2 separate regions of the Homo sapiens genome follow, and region 1 is linked to region 2. Evidence: chromatin loops called from intact Hi-C (ENCODE). Cell type or tissue: Caco-2. All regions are shown on one strand. Links, peaks and the distances in the headings refer to the core of each region. The heading gives the core; the rest is flanking DNA.

Region 1 (2,800 bases), core at 277-2,776, 890 kb before region 2:
CTTACGTGCAGATCTGCCTAGACATCTCACAGTGCCAACCTGTTGCCTCTCCAACTGGCCACAGTCCACAACTTCCTTCTTTCTGGGAAAGGCCCAAGGAGTGGTTAATGGATCTTTTTCATCTTAAACCTGAAAAAGCGAATCAAATGTTCAAAGACCAAAACGTGTAATTACAAGTTTGATCTAAGGTAAGACTCAAGCAAGAGAAACGACTCCCTGGAATAAGTATTGGGAGAGATTTCCTTGCAGAGCATTAGGGGAGGGCAGGTTCCCATGTTTGGGGTGGAATAATGACTTTTTGTTATTTTTAAGGATCTTAAAATATTTTATTAACCTCATAGTGTCAGGCCTCTGTGCCCAAGCCAAGCCATCGCATCCCCTGTGACTTGCATGTATACGCCCAGATGGCCTGAAGTAACTGAAGAATCACAAAAGAAGTGAATATGCCCTGCCCCGCCTTAACTGATGACATTCCACCACAAAAGAAGTGTAAATGGCCGGTCCTTGCCTTAACTGATGATATTCCACCACAAAAGAAGTGAAAATGGCCAGTCCTTGCTTTAAGTGATGACATTACCTTGTGAAAGTCCTTTTCCTGGCTCATCCTGGCTCAAAAGCTCCCCCACTGAGCACCTTGCGACCCCCACTCTGCCCGCCAGAGAACAACTCCCCTTTGACTGTCATTTTCCTTTATCTACCCAAATCCTATAAAACGGCCCCACCCTTATCTCCCTTCGCTGACTCCCTTTTCGGACTCAGCCCGCCTGCACCCAGGTGATTAAAAGCTTTTATTGCTCACACAAAGCCTGTTTGGTGGTCTCTTCACACAGACGCGCATGAAACATAGTGCCTGACCTCTGTCACCAAGTGAGTAGTCTGTGTTTTGATTCCCAAGCCTAATTCAAACAGGTAAACTTACTAAAATTACATTTGGTCATCACTACAGTGTTTTCTCTAACCACTTCCCAAATTCGCCCTTTTTATTAGTCATACAGTAACCTGTATAATACATAGCTTATGACTTGTCTTTTTGGTCCTATGAGTGGCCATACCTGTCCCCGAGGAAGGAAGATACATAGTTAGGTGGAATGTTTGGTTCAGTGTCCACCTGATTGTTCAGCCTATGGATAGATCGAGGCCTAAGTGTTCAAGCCACTTCCTAAATGGTCTAGGGCAGTTCCCATGGCAACACCACCTCATTGACATAACCGGGTTCTCATTTACCAGCCTACAATCCAGGTGAGCTTTCCTGCCACCAGGTGGAGACTGACTCAAATCTATAAACTGGGATATTCTCTGCATATCCAAGAGGCAGATCATTTGAGAGGGAAAAAGCACACAAAGATAGGCTAGTGATTCCCAAACATGACTGCTCAGAGGTACCAAAGGGGCACTTGAAATATACAGATGGCTGCCTGTAGATGACATTAAAATTATTGTCTTGCTGAATGTGATCATTGCATTTGTGATGCAGAGTGATTTGCTTTAGAATATTCAGGCACGAATAAAAAGAGGGTTAGTCCCCATGGAAAATAATGTCATATGCAAATTAGGTAATTAGAGAGCATTTGCTGTTTCTAAAGATGTGGGCAGGGCTTAGGGAAATCAAAAAAGGGTGAAATAAGCAACACTAGGGAAACCACAATTCTTAGACCTGAAGTGTCAAGGGGCGGGAATCGTTAAGACGCTATGGACAGATGCAGGCTGCCAGGGAAGGCTGGCTGCCTTCAGCTGTGCCCTGGGGTGGAGGGACATAGCCATTGCCAACGCCCAAGGAAGGGGGAGCCAGAGAAATGCATGGCCCAACCTTGCTCTCCTCCTAATTTCCAGTCCCTGCTGGAGACAAAAGGCAAGGGAACCTGGTGAAAACAGTTGTTGAGTTCATCCTTCCTGAGGCTCAGAGCAGGGTATAGTGGACCTGCTCTGGGGGTGGCGAATGAAGAACAGCCTGCATAGGATAGATCAAACAAATACAACAAAGCCTTGGTGACTATTGAAGCTGGCCAACGTATACTTAACGGGGCCATTGCCTTTCTTAGTATTGAGTCTATTTGTACTTTTTCATCATTAAGTTAAAAGCAATGCAGATTCCCAGGCCTGACTCCAGAACTAGCCAATCTGAATCTTTATGACATGGAGCCCAAGAATCTGGGTTTTTTAAAAAAGATCCTCAGGTTTTAGCCTCTCATCTAATCCAAGTTTTTTTTTTAACAGCAAACTCTGTAAAAAGAAAAATTGAGTCCCTGTAGAAGTGACTTGTTCGAAAATCACAGAGTCAGCGGTAGAGATTGGACAGAATGGAAGAAACCAGTCCCAGAAGAGTTCTTAGTAACAACGTCAGAGGCAGCAAGAATACTATGGCTATTATAGCCACGTTCTGAGCGCTCACTGTAAAGAGTTTAAAACAAGGCCCAGTGCATAAAACTACTCAACAAATCATAGCTGTTATTCCTACAAGTTGTTTTAAGTCTGGACAAATTTCTGAGGTCGCTATTTCCTTTTTTCTTCCGTTTCAAACAGATGAAGAAACTGAAATCTAGATAAGCTAAGCCCCTTCCTGGGTGTCACTCTAGTTACTAGGTTTTGGACACAAGCCTGTACAATTCCAAAGCCCGAGCTGTTAATGTGGTTTGTAGGAGAACACACTCTCTTCTGAAGTCTAGACTATGTTGGTAGCACCATCTTCACTTTGCTTCTCCAAGTCCCTCTTTGGGCTTGTGGGTCTGTAGTATTATTGCATCACGCATCACTTTTCCTACACAATTGGAGCAGCAGTGAGACTTTTCTAAGTTCCTCGAGG
Region 2 (2,800 bases), core at 199-2,698:
TTTCTCTATTTTGTAAAATGCCATATTTTGCATCTGCTGACTTCTGGCTGAGAGAAAGAATATAAATGGGTATGGCAGTTTACCCCCTTGCCAATGTGAAGTGTCATGTGACAGAGCACTTCTCTGGCCTAAAAGAGATGAGAGCTCAGAGTAGCCTTCCTCTCTACTCTCAGTTTCACTCCCTTAAACTTCCCTACTCTGCTATTTTTGCAGAGACTAATGCCAAGAGAAAAGTGAAAAAGACCAACTAAGTAATGTATGATTGCATGTGGGTACCCACCACCACCACCACACACATGCAACTCTGCTGGGGGCATCCCCTGAATAACTGATCACCACCAGTTCTACTCTAGACAAGAAAGACTGATGCTTTAATGCAGTTTACTCAGCACAGTCATCTATGGCAACATGCACACATACATGCACTTACATTCTTCTCTCCTTCAGTGACACGGGTTTCATAGCAATATGCCAGAAGGATATCAATCAAACTGTAGCACACTTGACGACAGGCTCTCTTGTCCAGCAGATAAGATTTATTGACAAATTTTCGTAGCTGATACTTCTCTTCTTCAGAAAAAGACACTAGAAGAAAACGCATTTAAAAACTAGATGTTTCATTCAGTTTTGTAAAACTCCCAATGGAAGATTTGTCAAAATTAGAACTTTGATTATAGAAACTGAAATAAAAGTTCTTTCTACTTAACTATGGATATATAAATAACTTAAGTAGACTTCACAGTTTTAGTAAGAGCTATGAGTCTGCTCAAATTCTAATAGGGCTGAATAAAGAAGATTTTTCTAAATAATACCTATTCCTTAATTCCTGACCCTCCCTTTTTTGCTACACTGTTCTGTACTTAAGACGTCTGAATGCCAGTTACTGTCTTTAAAATTAAGATAATACATTTTGACAACAGAAAGTGCTAAATAAAGCACACTGAAAATATTCGTTATCCATTTTGAAAGTTCTATACCAAGAAATAGGAATACTCCCAGATATTAATCAATTAAAATTGTTAAATTTAAATTTAATTTAATTAGATTAAATTTCAATTCAAATTAATCCATTAAAATCTCATATTGTTTACCATATAAATCAAGTTTTACATATGACCACATCACATACGTTAGACTTGTGGGAAAAGATTGTTTCTTTACAACACAGTTCCTTTTTGCTTTTCTTCTTCTGCTTGGCACCTTCTCGCCTCCTGAATATTCGTCAACAGCCTCTCACACACTGAAAATCTAGTATATACCATTCCATAGTTTTCTCTAGACATGTAATCACATACAGACACACAAGCATACCTACTAGGGAGTTTATACTTCCTACACCCTCCCTCAACCCAAATAACTAGGTCATTTTTCTCCATCTAGCCCTTCTCACTCAACAATACCTCTGGCAAATCCCTAAAAGTCAACTGGTGTGTAACTAATTTTTGTAAAGGAGTATAATATTCCAAAATGTACCATGCTCTGTCCAATCACTCCCCCTACTGATGGGCACTCACTTTGCTTCTAGTTTTCTGCCACTGCTAATAATGCTGCAATAAATATCCTTATCCTATGTCCTTGATTATTAGAGGCTTTATTTCCATAAAGTAGACTCTCGAGACTGTATTGACTGGGTTAAAAAAGTATCTGTTTTAGAAAGACACTTTACTTAAAGGCTACAATAACTCTCCTTTCTCACAGTCATGAATAGAAGTTCCTCTTCCTACACATACCTCCCACCTCCCCCTGGCAAGAAATGTAATAGCTTTTTTACAATCATTTCCAGGTTAATAAATTGAGTATAGTAGGCAGAATTCTAAGATGACTTCCAATGAGTCATATCATTATGTGGGGATGGAGCTTGTGACCTGCTTCTGTCCAACAGAATACGACCAAGGCAATGGGACAGTCATTTCCATGATTATATTCCATTATTAGCAGACCAAAGCCAGGGACTCGCCTGCTAGTTTTGAAGAAATAAGATGTCACATGGTGAAGTGAGAGAGCCTGTGAGAAGGCTATGTGGCAGGGACCTGTAGAGGCCTCTAAGATCTAAGAGTGGCCCCCAGCTAACAGCCAGCAACAAAGTAGGGGCCTCAGTTCTATATCTGCAAGGAACTAAATTCTGCCAACAATCATGTGAGATTGGAAGAAGACCTTGAGCTCCAGGAAAGAACACAGCCTCCAACATCTGTTTTTTAAAAAAATAAGATGGATATCTTTGGCTACAGCCTTGCAAGACCTTACACAGTGGACCCAGCTAAGCCTGGCCCAACTTCTGACTCATGGAAACTGAGATCATGAATGTACACTGTGTGAAGCTTGTGATAATTTGTTATGCAGCAAGAGAAAACTAAAACAGTGACTTATCATTGTTATTTCACTTAGTATTTCTCCAATTGCTCAACTTTAAGCACTAGTTCCTTGGTTTGTAGGCAATCTGGATTTGCACTCTTATGAGTGACCCATTCGAATGTGTTTTGTCCAGTTTTTTTCTATTGGATGGCTTGTCTTGTCAAATTAAGAATCCTGTATATTATAGATATAAACCCTAATCATCTTTCCAAAGCTACCATATCTCTACTGACTTTGTTTATGGTACCTTTTGCCATTGAAACACTTATTTTTCATGTAGTCAAATATGTCCATTTTTTTTTTAAGACAAGATTCTGGATTTATAGCTTTAGTTAAGGTTTCCCCAATCCTTGAATTGTACATGAAGTCTCTTTAAGATTAAATTTATTATCCATTAAGTGGAGGTACAGCATCATAAACAAAGGTCCTCATCCTGGTCTTCATATTG

What was found. A loop is a pair of places that touch in the nucleus more often than their neighbours do. Peaks named below come from ENCODE experiments on the same cell type or tissue, not always from the same donor. Only the 100,000 strongest peaks of a DNase experiment are listed, where the experiment ranks them.
Region 1: a loop joins it to region 2, with 17 times the contacts of the local background. A loop is called at or near these places in 17 of 110 quality-filtered maps.

What each region holds. Positions count from the first base shown.
Region 1 is chr3:71,925,132-71,927,931 of GRCh38, forward strand. No RefSeq gene overlaps it. Among named protein-coding and RNA genes, the nearest start is that of PROK2, 140 kb to the left of the region's middle. RefSeq lists enhancers at 1-624, 625-1,492, 2,691-2,800. In Caco-2, for the core only: a CTCF peak has its summit at 1,256; a DNase peak (open chromatin) is centred at 1,230.
Region 2 is chr3:72,816,800-72,819,599 of GRCh38, forward strand. SHQ1 (SHQ1, H/ACA ribonucleoprotein assembly factor) reads right to left here. Exons shown (of 11, transcript NM_018130.3): 7 at 431-585. Among named protein-coding and RNA genes, the nearest start is that of SHQ1, 30 kb to the right of the region's middle. In Caco-2, for the core only: a CTCF peak has its summit at 1,467; no DNase peak of the experiment used is centred there.